Regions from separate parts of the Homo sapiens genome. Here region 2 is linked to region 1. A link is an interaction called in ENCODE POLR2A ChIA-PET data of the cell type or tissue named here. Cell type or tissue: B cell. All regions are shown on one strand. Each heading gives the region's core, and the rest is flanking DNA. Links, peaks and the distances in the headings are about the cores only. Region 1 overlaps EBF1 (EBF transcription factor 1). Region 2 overlaps EBF1 (EBF transcription factor 1).

The links. ChIA-PET counts read pairs that join two places held together with the same protein. Peaks named below come from ENCODE experiments on the same cell type or tissue, not always from the same donor. Only the 100,000 strongest peaks of a DNase experiment are listed, where the experiment ranks them.
Region 2: POLR2A ChIA-PET joins it to region 1 with 5 read pairs; 2 of 35 experiments call an interaction of 5 or more read pairs at or near these places.

Annotation. Positions count from the first base shown.
Region 1 is chr5:158,823,930-158,826,736 of GRCh38, forward strand. All of the region lies in intron 7 of EBF1 (EBF transcription factor 1), which reads right to left. Among named protein-coding and RNA genes, the nearest start is that of EBF1, 270 kb to the right of the region's middle. In B cell, for the core only: no CTCF peak of the experiment used is centred there; no DNase peak of the experiment used is centred there; H3K4me3 peaks cover 1,487 bases; H3K27ac peaks cover 2,500 bases.
Region 2 is chr5:158,717,393-158,720,199 of GRCh38, forward strand. The region is part of intron 11 of EBF1 (EBF transcription factor 1); the gene reads right to left. Among named protein-coding and RNA genes, the nearest start is that of LINC02227, 310 kb to the left of the region's middle. RefSeq lists an enhancer at 1-325. In B cell, for the core only: no CTCF peak of the experiment used is centred there; no DNase peak of the experiment used is centred there.

The DNA.
Region 1 (2,807 bases), core at 53-2,552:
TTCAAATTAAAAAAAAAACTGGTGGGAATGGCCCAAGACATAATTTAGACACTGAAACCATCTCATAAAGTGACTGTGAACCCAGTTTGCCAGAAGAGACACAGGCAAAGATGTTGTCTCAGAGAACTTTGACTAAAACAATGAGAAGAAATGACCTACGCTTCTCCTTATATTAAATGGGGAAAGGGATTAAAACTGAAACCCACAGAGATATGTTTATTCATGCGACCTCTTACAACCAAATATAATAATTGTCTGTAATTGCAGCTTCAGCTCCCACCTCATGCTTTGACATGGGAAACAGCAATCAGCCCGCTCCCGTTTAATCCACCTATTATGTTGACTAATTAACTTTGCTCGACAGTTTATTTCTTCCTCCATTATCAGCCCCTGTCAGCCGCAAGCACCCTGCAGCATAGGGGAAACCTCAGGCTCTTTGATTGATCACCGATAGATTGACATGCAGATTAATTTAATTAGAATCACCTCACTTGAGAAATGAAAGACAATGGCAAGAGGGCTAATAGATCTGCTCTCATAATGAGGCGAGCCTCCAGAGCGAAGGCTGAGGATTTCTGATTTATTTTGCTCAATTCCCCAGTTGCTTGGAAAGACTCTCGCTTTAATTGTTCTTGGTTTTGAGAGGCATTAGCCTCTGAAGAGGTGAACCGCTTTACAAGGGTTGGCACAGATGGAGGCCTCAGTTTCTGAGGAAGCCTTTTCTCCAAGTTGGCTGAAGGGGGCATCGACTTCTGAAGAGTCTTGTGTAACACTCTTTCATCAGCTAAGCTGGGCAGAGGGGAAAACGCCAGGCCCTGGCCTATGCCTGTGAATTGTCAGCTTGGACGCCAGTCCCCACAGTCTTCCCATACTTAAAAGTTCCACTGTCCTCCTCGTTGACCTAAGTGCATCCTGGCAAAATACGATGAATTTCCTTTCCCAGAGCCTCAAAGATGCCCACGAATTGCAGGCTATGAACACATCACCCATACTAGTAGCATAAGGTTGATTTTGTTTTCTAAATCTACTTAATTAAAATGCATAGGAAACAGTTGAGAGTTCAATCAGGGAATCAGAGTATTCTCCTTAGCCACTGTGAAACCCCAAATTCCATCTAGAACAAATCATTTGGGGGATGACATGTAAGTTTGATGCAGAAGTTTGCAGAGTGGTTCTTCTCTTTATTCATGATTGACCAACCAGATCTGACACAGCCTTATGTGTAAACACAGCTTGTATGTTTACAGGTTAATTTAAAAGAAAGAAGAAGAGAAGAAAACGGTCTACTATTTTGCCTTCAAAAACTATCATATGCAGTGGCAAAGTCAATATTATTTAAGGCAACAGAAATTCACTTTTCTTTTTAGAGAGACGACTTCTTAGGACTTACAATTACATAACAGAGCTGGGTCTTTCAAAGAAATTTTGATTTACTATGAGACCACAATTGAGCGGTCACTGGAGTCGTTAGCTGAAGAAACTATAAAAGGAATCCCAAACCATATCTGTTTTCAGTGTCAGGAAATACAGAAAGTGGTTATTCTAGATGTCTGTCTTAGGAGGAAAAAAAAAAAACAATGACAATTCACCATGCACCTGTAAGACACAAGCTCTACAAACTTAAGGCTTAAAATATTCAGTATGTTTCAAAGACACTGTCATCTAATCCTACATTGAACAAAAATGTCAAAAACGGTTAAGGAAAAAAAAACTACACCCCATATGTTTTTCTTTTCTTGGCAAGAGAAGAACCACCAGGGCCACATGTGTGATAGAATCATTTGGCTGAAATGCCAATCAAAATTGGAAAAAAGATAATACAGAGAATCTTTATACTTTTAATTTCTAGAAAATAAGCAGCTAATACGTTCCTCAAAAACTCACAGCACAACTTCCCTACCACAAAACAATTTCTCCCATTTCAATTTGGAAATATTCAGGATATATTTAAATAAAACATATGCTAAAATTAATCCACAGAGCGACTTGTAAATTAAAAAAAAAAAAACACTGTGAGATGCAAAAGGGGTACTGAAGTGTCCTTTAAAAATAGGCCCATGGTAGGAGGGAAAAGGGCCTTTACAGTTTACCACATAATTAATAAGGTGCTGACACATTCACACAGGCAAGGGGACAGACAAGCCTGCCAAATCTTCAACCTTCCTAAATTTTGTCAATAAAACACAGCCTAAATTTGAGACAGATAAACATTAAAAATGATTTTACCTTTGGACACAACAACACTTTCCTTCTTTCTCCCCTTTTCCACTCCCCTGCCCAGAGAAACAGATGATGAGAATACGAAGGAAAAGATATGTTTAGAATTTCACGATATCTGTTATAATTACACCTTTACTTTCTAGAACTGCACTGTCCAATACAGAAGCCAAATGCCTGGCTATTTAAATTTAAACTAAACGACATTTTAGATTCCCTTTCTGAGCCTCAATAGCCACACTGAGCGTTTCATAGCCATAGGCGACTATTGCCTACTGCATTGGACACGGTGAACAGGGAATTTTTTTATCATTGCAGAATGTTCTATAGGATGGCACTGCTCTAGAATGGTTTTGAAATAAATTGTGCACTTGATTCTTGAAGATGTCCAAGTTATATCTCCTGAAATAAATATCAGCCTATGTAAACAGGTTTAGATTTATACATATATGCTTTAATCACTATATTTTTGGAATGAAATTTCTATTAGGGGGCTTTGCTTCTTAATGTGGCAATCTAGAGATATGCTGATTAACACTCAGCATGTTCCAGGGTACTTTTCATCTGGGCCTTCCTTTCTAGTTGAGAGT
Region 2 (2,807 bases), core at 156-2,655, 110 kb before region 1:
TTATTTTTTGTGGCATTAGGCAGGAGCACAGTCTAAGGATCTTTCATTTTAATATGCAATTTTAATATTTCTGAAAAGAAAGAGCACTTGACTAGTACTAATATCTAATGTTTCAAGGCATTTATTTGTCAGGGGAGATTTTCTCTTCTTTTCATAATGTTTAAAACGTCTCCCTGCTTGCAATTTCAAACATAAGAGTGGATATTAGACAATTCCAAGATAATTAATCCTATCCTTGGATTTTTTTTTTTTAAAAATCCCTTTTGGGAATTAAAGACAAATACTAGTATCCTAAATATTGAAAAGCCCCAGAGTCTCCTTGTAGAGGTAATGTTTGTTCTCCAATCTACATTCTGAGTCAGACAATTTTTCTGCTCATGGCCTTGGATTTCTTCTCTCTTAAAGATACAAAAAAGCTTTACTCCTTAAAAACAACAACTACTTTTCACTGATTGATTTCATCTCACTATCAAAACGTGGCTTCACCTGTCTTGCTATGACCATAGGTTGATGGTTATGTGAGTGGGGTTCTATGGAGAAAAATGTGGATGCATTATTCTTACTCTATTTAGAGTCTACAGAAATGTTAGGGAGACCGAAGGAGGAATGGGGTTCCAAGAAACAGTTCAAATGTAGCTGGCATGGGTTTTACTTATATTTTGGAAGCTTTATAATAAAAATGCTGAATGGGCTACAAATATAAAGGGAAGATTCAGCTTTACTTTCTACTTTGCAACCCAATTAGCAAATATTGTTTGAGCTTCTTGTTGCCCTTGTCTGTCATCATATGTGGATCTTATTCTCCAGCAACTTTCAGGGCACATTATCTTCCCAGCATCGACCTACAAAGTTTGATGAGAGTCACAAAAGATTGTCGCCATCACTTGGTCCTACCATCTTTGTCCAGTCATCTCTCCCTATGTATTTGAAGAACTGCTCTCTATGCTTGTCCTCCCCAGCCTAGAAGTAAAACATTTGGCTCCTTTCTATCTCCATACCTTCACTCCTTTTGCCTTCCCCTTTTTTTGGAGGGAATGCTGGCTTCAATCTGTGCCCATGGACAATGCCTCTCTCCATCCTCTGAAGCCTCGTACTGAAGGGGATCGTGATGGTATGGTAATGAAGGAGATCACTCTCATTTATTGAAAGTGGAGCAAGAACTCATTCAACCTTCATAGAAAGCCTCTTAAGGTATTCTTTCTATTACTATCTGGCAGATGAGGAAACTGACACTCAGAGAGGTCAGCTAACTTTCCCAAAGTTTCCACCGCTGACTAGTGGCTGAGCATGGATTCAACCCCAGGCCTGTTAGACATCAGAGCCTGGCTCTTGAAAATCACACTGTTCTATCAGAAATAATTCCACCTTCACTGATACCCCAGCTCCTAATATCTCTATTTCCTCTGAAAAAGAGTGCTGACCATCTGTGTCACCCAGCACAGCACAGAAGTATATACTGAGAGGTCATTCTGCTCTGATCTGAAGTGTGTTAGTCATCATTCTCCATAGCTAGACTGCAGACTTTTTGAGGCCAGTGATAGGTTCTTAATCTCCTTATCTAAGCTCCTACCATAATGTTTAGCAAACCACAAGTCTTGAGAAATTCATGTTGATGTGTTATTCTAAGATACAGTTACTGATTTTTAAAAGTACACACTTAATTTGTATGATGAAATGACAAAGTCATATTTGGCATGGTTTATAAAAGTAGAAGACTTAAATTTGGTGTTCCATTTAGCTACAGACTCTTAAATCCAATATATAAATTCCCAAAGGTCAAGTTTTGATCACTGTGAGTTTTTTTATGTCACTTTTTTATGAATTTGCTCTTTCATTCCTGCTGGCTTGGACTTACATTTTAATTTTGTGATTAATACAATGAATCATGTCTAGTACAGACATTATCTCAAGTTATAGGCTGCTAGCAACATGAGGTTGGTCCTTATGGTCCTCAGCCTTTTATTAGCTGTACTCTTAGGCCCTTGGAAATAGTTAGGTATTTGCACATTCATAGAAAGACACATTGGGAACCAGGCATATCATGACAAATATGCAGACATAGTTAACTCATCTTCTATTTTATGAGTTAAAAATCTTAGGATTATTCACCATCTGTGGGAGTCCTTCTCTTTAGCCTTTGACCTGAAATCTATAGCTAATAAGCTCAAGTTCACTGGCCACATCTAGCCTCCTAGAGTGAAGGGAAAGGTTGTCTAACTGGCCAATACTGGGCCCATTTATAAACCCAGTTCAATGTTTTGGGCAACTCAACCCCAGATGAGCAGGGAAGATAGTCTGAACTTTCTTTTGTTCATAGCACATATAGGCTGATGATCATAAAGCTGATAGATACCCATACACGAACACAACATTAATTTTCATGTTTCAGCATTAGATTTTGAGACTCTGGGAACTCCGCCCATAAAATTAAAGCCCAGGGATGCTTCAGTAATTTCAGAGGATAATCTGTGCTTGGCTTTATGCTTACCCAAATAGGAAATGTTTTCAGGAATGTAGATTGAAACAGAAAAAAAAAACTACAAGCATCCATAATCAAAGTCAAGTTGAGTTGGGTGATTTCTGAGAAAGAAGCACAATACTTCCCTGTCACTGCACATTTCCCTGATACCCATTTATCACCAATCTACTTTGCTTTATCAGGGGATTCAAAATATAGTGGCCAAATATCAGCAACACACAATGAAGTGAAATGAGAAAATCACTCTTGATGTAGAGATGATAAGCACCTATCAATGAAATCAGCATTGATTTCACTGCCTTCCTTCGTATAGGGTTTACTGCAGGAC